Linked DNA regions of Homo sapiens: region 2 is linked to region 1. Evidence: chromatin loops called from intact Hi-C (ENCODE). Cell type or tissue: mammary epithelial cell. All regions are shown on one strand. Each heading gives the region's core, and the rest is flanking DNA. Links, peaks and the distances in the headings are about the cores only. Region 1 overlaps HAO1 (hydroxyacid oxidase 1). Region 2 has its middle 130 kb from the start of MIR8062.

The links. A loop is a pair of places that touch in the nucleus more often than their neighbours do. Peaks named below come from ENCODE experiments on the same cell type or tissue, not always from the same donor. Only the 100,000 strongest peaks of a DNase experiment are listed, where the experiment ranks them.
Region 2: a loop joins it to region 1, with 4 times the contacts of the local background. A loop is called at or near these places in 2 of 110 quality-filtered maps.

What each region holds. Positions count from the first base shown.
Region 1 is chr20:7,924,727-7,930,119 of GRCh38, reverse strand. The region is part of intron 2 of HAO1 (hydroxyacid oxidase 1); the gene reads left to right. Among named protein-coding and RNA genes, the nearest start is that of HAO1, 13 kb to the left of the region's middle. In mammary epithelial cell, for the core only: a CTCF peak has its summit at 3,148; no DNase peak of the experiment used is centred there; H3K27ac peaks cover 582 bases.
Region 2 is chr20:7,495,044-7,500,436 of GRCh38, reverse strand. No RefSeq gene overlaps it. Among named protein-coding and RNA genes, the nearest start is that of MIR8062, 130 kb to the right of the region's middle. In mammary epithelial cell, for the core only: no CTCF peak of the experiment used is centred there; a DNase peak (open chromatin) is centred at 2,256; H3K27ac peaks cover 2,800 bases.

The sequences.
Region 1 (5,393 bases), core at 197-5,196:
CCCTCAGCAGGGTCAGTGAGAGTAAGTGAAACCCATTGGTGCCCACAGGCAATGGTCTGGCCTGAGTAATTAGAATGGGCCTCCAGAAAGTTCTGGGAATTGCTATGGTGCCATAGTCTCATTTTCCCCGTTGACTCTCCAGATTTATTCAGAGTCCAACTTCAAGGGCCTTTCTGCCCTTCCTCTCACAACTGTGGAATAATAATAATCCACCTTATTAACTGGGACCGAGAACTGAGCTCGACTCTTATTTTTTTGAGACAGAGTCTTGCTCTGTCACCAGACTGGAGTGCAGTGGCACTATCTCAGCTCACTGCAACCTCTGCCTCCCAGGTTCAAGCGATTCCCCTGCCTCAGCCTCCTGGGTAGCTAGGACTATAGGCACGCACCGCGACGGCTGGCTAATTTTTTGTATTTTAGTATAGACAGGGTTTCACCATGTTGGCCAGGATGGTCTTGATCTCCTGACCTCATGATCTGCCTGCCTTGGCCTCCCAAAGTGCTGGGATTACATGCGTGAGCCACCGCGCCCTGTCTGAACTCTACTTTTTTACACTGCTGCATGTTTGTAGAGTGACCAATGAAGCTATACTTTTTTCATTTTCAAAATGATGATGAATACAAGGTTATCAAATAAAACACAGAGGGCCCATTATGTTTGAATTTCAGATAAACAACAAATCATAGGTGTCCTGTATGTTTGCTCAATCTGGCAACCCTGGATGAATAAGAGCTCTCACCTGAGGATTTCTTGTGAGGATTCATGAAATAAATGCTAGAAATGCTTACACACTATCTTTATTTGCCCCTCAGAGCCCAAAGTCTCTGAAATCTTTATCTTTCACACACAAAAACTCACTTTCAGAAAAGTATATTCCATTTACATCTAGTGGAAATAAAAATTGTTCTTTTTCTTTGTGAAAAATATTTTTATTTTAAGCTTTATGCAGAAACCTCAGGGAAAAAAAGGTACTTTTAGGAGCCAGGCTTGTAATGTAAATGTCCAAAAAAGATGAAATTGAAACAAACAAACAAACAAACAAACAAACAAACAAACAAAAAACAGTGCAAGCTCCTGTGTGGAGACTGCAGTGAGTCTGAGATTGCATGTTCCATCAGAAGGGGGCAGCCACATCTTAGCTCTTGATGACCCAAGGGAGCAGGGATGTGGGGTTGCCAAATCTTCCAAAATTTTAAGAAGCCAGAAATCTTGATTTCTATGTACAATCTCCTGGTTTTTAAATGTGGGCAAATAAATCAAAATTCCCTAAAACACTGTTTGGGGCAACAATGTGTGGGCCAAAGTAAATACTTTTGTGGGCTACAAGTGTCCCCTAGGCTGTACATCTGGGACATCTGATTTATGTGGAAATTTACCGAGAACTAGTTTTATTTCTGTGGCAGGTCATTTTCACTTTCTAGGATTATGTTTCTTCATTGATAAAGTGAGCTACTTGAGCAAGACCAGTGGATTGAATGCCACGTCCCAAGGAGGCTGGGGTTGTTTCCAGGGATCTTACAGAACTTAGGTGTGATACTGAGCATGAGCTACTTGTGTTGCATTTTGGTGTTCAAAAGAAAAGTTCTTTAAATAGTTCTGCTGGAAAGACAAAAAAAAAAAAAAGAAAAAACTTTCACAACAAAAATCTCCAAAAACAAAAACCCAGAAAACTGGCATAGAAGTGGATGATCTTTGCAATTTTTTTCAGTATATAAATAAATGATTTTGATCCCATTTAAAATTTTATCAAATGCAAAAAGAAACAATTCAAAGTATAGAGCTACCTTTTCTTACTCTACTGAAATCTACACTTTATGTCAGCCCTGGAGGGTTTAGACGCACTTTATGTCAGCCCACTTCTTTCGACTGCACTATGTCAGCCTTGGAGGGTTTAGATGAGGCAGTGAGCATTTGAATGCTTTTAATTTCCATTTTTCAAAGTACATTCTTGGTCTATAGGAGAGGAACAAGATATGTAACTATCTCTGACTATTGCTAAAAACACAAACGTCTTTAATAAATGTTGCATAAACTCAGAAAGTGATACTTCAAAGTCTTGTGAAAAATGATGATCACCAGCATTTATACAGCAATTAGTATGTGCCACGCAATTTGACTTTATTATTTATTCATCTATCTTTACCACCATCTTAAAATATGTGAGTGCAAAACCCTGAGAAACTTTCTCCAACTCCTGTGGGTGTGGAAATCGAGGCTTAGAGAGGTTAATGCTTTGCTCAGATTATTAATCACTTAGGCAGTGCTACCTATAATATCCTGCTCTGTTACTGGTATTTCCAAACGTCATTAACTGTAGCAAGAATCCTAAGGCAAGCACTATGCTATCATCTTAAAATATTTATTGCAAACATCCTATGTTTTATTGTTTTATCTTTTTAACTTTGAGAAGATAAAATAAGCCACAGAAGTGAAATTAATTGGGAAATCATTCGCTTTTTGCAAAATTTGGGAGCATAAACAATGGGTCATGAATTACAATCAAACAAAAGATAAAATTCTAAGAAGTCTTTTAAAGTGGAAAAAAATAACTGAAAAATACTGAATGGAGGGCAGTTTTTCATGCACTGTGTTACGAATAAAAAATTTGATTCAATGGATTACTTAATCAACATTTTAATAGTTGTAAATCTTATAATATTTAAGCTGTTTTATAAGTGCCTCTACTTATAATGGCACATCCGTTTGAAACTCTAGCAGATCATTTTTATTTATTTTTTTGAATTTTTTTCTTTATATTCTTTAAAGAAGGATACAAAATTATTTCTATGAATATTTAACATATGGAAGGAAATAGCAATAATAAACATAAATGCTAACACATATAAAATAGGTGGTATCATTAGGCTAAATTTTAGTCTTCCAGGATAAGTAGAACATCTCTGACTTCTCAAATATCCAATTAATAAAATGCTTACTATACCATTTGGTGCTTTAAGAACATTGCCATGGAAACCTCTCAGGTTTTATGCACAGTAGCTATAATAAAATTTTCCTTCATCTTTCATGGAGCTACTTGAGATTTTTTTTCTCCCTTTAAACATGAGAAATCAAAAAGAAAGAGAAAAGAAGGATTAAATATTCATTTATCCTTTTGCTTCTGACTTGTTATGTGGGCAAGTGCCACATGAGGGAGTGCTGGGACCTCATATCAAGAAAAATTAAAACCTACCTAATGCGTTCCAGGAATGTTCAGCATATTAGCAAATTCTTATTAAACTGTCAAAAAAAAAAAAAGTTTTAAAAGAAATTCCAGCCCCTGGATGCAATTAGAGGCTACCACACTGGATTTGATGGGCCATAAAACCATTAAATCTAAACACTTTCTTTTTGAGCCTAAAAGGCCAGAACATTCCAAAGTGAAGTTTTGGGACTCAGCTATGACTTGACCACCTATTAAGATGCAGGTGGAACAGATTGCAGAGTAACACAAAGAGCCACACAGACCCCAGATGACTGCATTAGGGTGTAGGTGAGAGTTTTAGCTGTTGAATTTTCTGGATTTTCCAAGATTAAGTGATCAACCTTAACAATGAGTGAAAGACCATTCAACAGGAAGAATTGTCATTTCCTTTGCTCTAAACCCAAACGATGTATTTTTTGAAAGCTTTATTGATTTATATATTTATGTGTTGTGCTAGGCGACCGACTAGATATATGTTTCAGCATACCTACTAGGAAAATATCCCCATTATTCTCAATTTTACCTAATCCAGGCAAAGCACTGGACTTGCTTTAAGGAACATTTTTACTCTTTCTGAAGTGGAGTGCCTGTCATGTATCAGGTGCAATGCTTGGACTTTACGTTCTTGTGATTAATCCTTACAATAGGCCTGTGAAGTAATTCTCATTCTGTTTGACAGTAGAGAAGAAGGAAGCCCTTGACCAAGGTCTAGTGCCAGTAATGGTGGTGATGGGGTTTGAACCTAAGTCTGTTTCACTCTAAAGTGTAACCAAATTTTATGTTTTAGACTTGCTTTTCTAACAATAAAAAGTCAGTGACATGCTCTTTCTGTGTGTAAGCACTCACACACACACACACAAACACACATCCGTATTACATATGCTTATATATGTATTAAAAGATTATGGACATTTGATATATATACATATACTAAAATGTATAATTCATTGCTAAAGTATTTTCATATAAATAGTGGCTTCAGTGTTAAAATCACTTTGCAATGAAACAAGATTGTTGATTAAAACACCTATTAAAAAATTAGAATCTAGCCATATTAAAGACAGTCATCGAATGGAGTGATTTCTACGATTTTGCACCAAAATTTAAGCTATTGGGTGGCTTTCTTGAGAGCATGAGATTGCTTCTTCTCAGAATTATTAATGTGCCTGATGACATTAAAATGTGACAGTGAAAAAAGTCAGAGGCTCACATGTGTATCCCAACACTGAAGTTGTTAAACACTGGGAGGTTGGTTGAAGTTGTTGTGTGCAAACTCAATACTCCTTAAAACCATTATTTAAAGGCCTATCACTGTGTTATGGTCTCCATATGATCTGCCATTTATGCCAGGACTTGACAATTCAGTAAAATGACAGAATAATAACACAGGAATCACTGCAGTAGAGCTAATGTTTTAGTCTGTTGCAGAGTTCTGCCCTAGAAATACAGTGAAAACAAGGAAGGGAGAGCTAAGATGTCCCTGAGACTAATTGTTCCTTGAAAATATTTTCATAAGTAAAAAAGAGGTCTAGAGGTGTAGTGGCAGTGTGATCACTCAAGATTATATAGCTCCGGATTCGTTCAATGGGCCATGATGAAAGCACGGCAACGATTAAATCTGGTTTCTTGGTCTTTCTTGGCAGTGTTTAAATTGGTTCAGTTCCATAAATTGTAAATTAAGATCTGTTTGACAACTTTTAAGTATTTCAAGCATAATTGTAGTTGAAGGTTTGTTCTTTTAGATCACTGACTTCAGAACTTTATTTTTCTGGTTAATCTCAATTGTAATTTTAGACATTCATAAAACAATGTTGACTGCGTCTATGTGATGGTAGATCCTCTGTGAAGACCTTTATGATGGTAGTTCCCCTGTGAAGATAGGATGACACACTCAATGGACATTATGGTGCACAGTTATACAAACACTTCACTATGACAGGCCCTGAGTTTAGAACCACACAACTGCTTGGTACTTGGTCATCGCATATTTTCCCCATTACGTAATGACTTCCTGTGCAGATGACAAAATGCGTTTTCTCAACAAAATTATTTTCAGTGCAGCTGTTTTGATGACTAAGTTTTGTAGGAGCTTTTTAATCAAATGCACCTAAGAAAACCCCAACACTTTAGGCCCTTTGAACATATTACACTTTTTTGCTTCCTCTTTCCTCTTTTTCCTTAAAACCATAA
Region 2 (5,393 bases), core at 288-5,287, 430 kb after region 1:
GTGAACCATCAATGAAAATGAGAAATGGGATTTGTTTTCAACACCTCCTACTAATCTGTAGAGGTAGAGGGAAAGCATCCTCACTGCTTACGGATGGTTCACTGAAAATGAGCTGATAAAAGGTGGATTAATAGGAGAAAAATGTTTACAAAATTTATTAATATGCATGAGGAAAAAATCACATGAATGTGATTACCCAATAACTCAATGAGGTCCAGATGCTTATAAATCCTACTTAATAAGGGAAGAGGAGATGGAGGGTGAAATGATTTTAAGGGTAGACTCATGAGCCTAAAAAAAATGGGCTGGAACGAAGTTCTTCAGTGCTCTGGGAGAGGTGATGGGAAGATGAAGGGCAGAACTTCATTGTGAACAAAAGTTGTCTTATTATACAGATAATGCCTCACAGCTAATCTCTGGAACTGTCCTCAGAAGAATAGATGAAAACTCTTGTCTGGGTTTCAGATACCATGAAACTGAGTCAAAGGTTGAATTCATCTTTATAATCCCTGGATTTTTGCTAGAGGATCTCTCTCTCTCTCTCTCTCTCTCTCTCTCTCCCACCCAATCCCCCTTCTTAAATGAAATCTCTTGTCTTATTATATCCTCATGGAAATATAATTGGGCTGTATTAAACAGAGATAGGAGAAAAGAGAGAATGCAGGCATTATAGAATTTTTACTTGCCCTCATCTTATCTTTGTCAAGTTAATTTACTCAGAACTCATTATTTTAAAAGCTAGCATGCCCCATTATTGTGAATAAATAGAGACTTATTTTTCCATAAGACTACATATAATAACTAAAATAAAACATGTTATGTGTATTTATTATCAACAAGGTCTTAACTCCAGCTGTCTTTCCATCATGATCATGTCAGCCTTCCATCTGCCTTTCCCAAGTCATACAACCATACTCTTCCTCAATTCCTTACCCCTCCTCATTCAACAGTTTTCTTTCTTTCATCTGTTTTTCTTGACTCATATCCTTATTTTCATCAGAATCATACACCTGCTCAAATTCAGAAGGCTCTTCTCTTTCACAACCAGCTGTGTTCTCTGACTAATATATGAAAAAATCCTTGCCTAGGAAATGGTTCATACCTGACTCAATTTCATTTTTAATTATATTTTCAGGTTGCCTTTCATGGAGATATATTTCTTTCCAATACAGATGTGTCCAAGTGGTTTATCTATATATGAAAGTGATTGACATGTAGGCTGGGTAATCTCTCTTTGTCCTTCTGGATTCACCCCTACCTTGTGTACCCTACTCTGCCACAGGAGGCTGACCAGAATGGACAGCATAAACCAGGCTCCTTTGCCCTGTATCCTCAGTTGTATTGGAGCAATGGAAGCCACAGGTAAGAAACTCTCAATTGTTGGGGAGAGAGAACACAGGTTGATGGTGGTCATTTCCTTATCAAGGGCCTCAAGTGTGTGCCTTCATGTCTAAGGTTCTGGAGGCTTCCCTGCTATTTCAACCTGTTGGGTGTTTCATCTTCCCTGTGATTTCCCTTATCCACATTTTTATACCTTTGAACTGTTCATTTATTAAATCCCATTTACTTTGCCCTATTTGAGTTTCTGTCAGGACCCTGGTGACACAGTGAGGAAACACTCTCAGTGCATGGTAGATGTATCCTGTAAATAAGAGATCTAGATCTAGACTTAAGCCCTAATTCCATTTTTTTCTTGTTAAGCAAGATTTTTTGTTATAAAGTGGGGATACAAATCCTGATCTCAAAGAATCATGAGAATTAGAGAGAGAAAACGATAATGGTGGTGGTGAGTACATTGTTTACTCTATAAAACTCTATGTTTGTTACTTTTCTTCAACCAGAATCTTAGTGCTTCACAATTCTATGGATAGTATTTACTCCAAAACCTGAGCCTAAAAGTGCTTAAATAATTTTTCTACTATAGCAAAATACACATTTTCTTTATTCTATAGTATGCTCTATACAAATGTTTGTAATATTAAATAATAAAATGCCTAACTAACCATCAATCAGTGGGTAAAAAAGCATCTCCCCACCCTTAGTCAACAATTAGTGATGCTGTTTCTTTACAGGAGTGGTTATTGGGAAAATTGAGAGTAGAGTGGAAATGTTTTTATCTCAACTATTACTCAAGAATTACTGCAGCTATAAGTCAGGATAAGTAGGTGATGTTTAACTCTTCAAATTCTATTTATTACTCACACCAAGAATGCAACAACTCAATCAGTATTTGCCTTCCAGTGCTGCCTTCTTAGCGCATAGTTCCTATGTGAATCACAGCCTCATGGAGGAAACATGTGAAGAAATTACACCTCATCCTGTATATTTTGACCTGGAAATGAGACATGGCACTTCTGTTCACAGGCTATTGGTAAAACTAGTGACATGACCCCACAGAAAATCCAGAGGGCTATGAAATGTGAAGAAGCTCATGGATTTTTTTGAAAAATTGAGCAGTTAATATTACCGCCATACCCAATGTTATTTTAATATTTCCCACTTAATTTCACCGGATATCATAAGACAGATAACTGTGTCTGTGTGAATCACGACATTCTATATTAAAACCAAATGTTATGTAACAACTTCAGCATATTAGAAGGTGAGTCTGAGAAACGATTCGGGGGCACACTATGCTTCTTTCTCAGTGCAGACTTTTTTTACCCTTCACTAGCTGGGATCTCCATTTTATATCATTATTTCTTAATAGGATACCTCTTTAAACATGGCAATTTATATAGGCAGGGTTCCTTGGTGATTGCATTTGTTCTTATCACAGGATAACATACAGAATATAGGAATTTATTAATTATAAGGGAACTTGGAAAATCTTGCCCATTTTCTTAAATCAAGATAAGTCATCTTTAAATGATGTCAGATAGAAAATAATATTTCAATAGAGATTTGCAGAGAGGAGATTTTATACTTTCCCATAGTAATTACCCTGAAAGTGAACAAGTTGAAGATCAGACAGTTTCTCAGAGCACTTTATAATGTTTTCCTTTGGTTTTGATCTCAGGATAAGTGAACCACAGTCGCTCTCTAATCTTGCCTAAGATATTTTTTCCTTTTGGTTTTATTTCATTTATTCTTAGGTAGTATGCTTCTCAGTTGCCCTCAGTTTTTTCTTCTCCATGATGAATAGTCCTGGTTCTTTGAATGTTTCCTTGTAGATTTAAATCACCAGGTCTTACTCATCTCTGTGACTATTTTTTCTAAACTTCCCAACTCTTCTATTTTGCTATTTCATGGTATAATCTGGATTTTGGATAATGCAGCAAGAATAAATGAGGTATTATTTTCCACTACAAGTACATTAAAGTGGCCATGCTTATAGCATCCTTTACAGATATTGCCACAGCACAATATATAAAGGTCTGCAATATTCACTTGGGAAGTTAACTCTCTACAACTAGATTTTACATTGAATACATTGCTATTTACTTTTTGGCTTGTTTTTGCTTTCCAGCCCTCTTGAGACCTGTCAGCTGTCTGACCTTCAGAAAGTGTGTGGACTATTTCTGGCTGAGAGTGGAAAGAGAAATTGCATGGGAAAGGAAATCCTCATATGAGTGTCAGCTGAATTTTGGATGGTGATGAAATTCAGATGATTTAAATAAGCTCTGGATGAACAGATAACATTTTGGAGGATCATTTGAACTACTCATGAATTCCCAAGAGTGCATGGTTCATCTATCATTGGGTATCCAGGAGGCTAACTCATCTATCCACCGTAATTTCCTAGGGTATCTTATTGCATCACACTCAAACAGTTGCAGATTTGAATGTGGACTTCAAAGTTCCTTCAAGCAATACAGTATGGTCGGAGCAAAACACACTGTGGAAAGCTGTTCAGTGGATTGTATCCGATTTCAAAGTCATCTTTTCAACTGTCGTATTGCCTATATCAGAGTTTGTTATTTTTCTTGTCCCTAGCTGAGAGTTGAGCTCATTCTGTGGGAAGTATCTCTAAACCACTAACTGACTTTGAAGCCAGTACAACTAAGGGAGATTAGAAACTTGGCACAGGCTTCTTCTCAAAGCATTTAGAGCATCTTCCCTAAGTTTGTTTGTTTGTTTTTAGACAGTGTCTTGCTCTGTCACCCAGGCCAGAGCGCAGAGAGCGATCTCAGCTCACTGCAACCTCCACCTCCTGGGCTCAAGTGATTCTCCCACCTTAGCCTCCTGAGTAGCTGAAACTACAGGCACTCACCCAGCTAATTTCTTTATTTTTGTAGAGATGGGGTTTCTCCATGTTGTCCAGGCTAGTCTTGACCTCCTGGACTCAAGTGATCTGCCCGCCTCTGCCTTCCAAAGTTCTGGGCTTACTGGTGTGAGCCACTGTGCCAGGCCTGAGTTTTTTGATATGTATAATTTAGTATAATTCAGAAGCAAAGATGGGATTTCAGAGATTTGTAACTAGGTAGAACTCATACCAGTTTGGCATCTGGAAGTGTCAGAGATATGCAGGTGGACATATGAGAGAATATAGAAAAGAATCCAGGCCCTTGGCTTATCTAGTTTTATTTAAGTGACTTTAAACAAGGTTTTGCCTTCTTTTTCTCTGTTTCTTCATTTGTAAATGCGTTATAAGGATATCTTTCTTGTTTCTATTACATCATATTTTGAGACACACATGATATCAGAAGTTATGCCTTAGTTTTCTTATAATGAATCCCATGGGCAGCCTGTACGGAGTCTATGAAATGTTTCTCAGAATAGGATTTTTTAAATATCAATACACATACATATATATGTATGCATACATAGATAGCTTTAAAAAACAAGCTTTTATAAAGATAGTTATCTAAATGTAAAAAGATAAATTTGTAAAAAAGAAATACATGTGTTACTATATCAGTGCGTTGTATAATAAGGATCTAGTGATGCATCTACTATCATTATTTTATTTTATTTTTTAATTTTAATTTTAGATTGAGGGGGTACATATGCAGGTTGGTTACAGTTTGTTAGAAGAGTGTACTGTGTCATACTAAGATTGGGCTTCTGTTGATCATGTCACCCAACTAGTGAACATAGTATCCAATAGGAAACTTTTCATCCCTTTATCACCTCCCTTCCTTCCCTCTCTTCTAGTTCCCAGTCTCTATTGTTCCCAACTTTATGCTCATGTTACCCGAGATTTAGCCACTACTTGTAAGTGAGAACATGTGATATTTGGTTTTCTGTTTTGTGTTAAATTCACTTAGGATAATGGCCTCTAGCTGCATGCATGTTGCTGCAAAAGACATGATTTTGTTATTTTTTATGGCTGTATAGTATTCCATGGTATATGTATACCACATTTTCTTTATCCAGTCCAGTGGGTTGATGGGTACCTAGACTGATTCTGTGTCTTTGCTATTGTAGTTAGTGCTGTGATAAACATACAG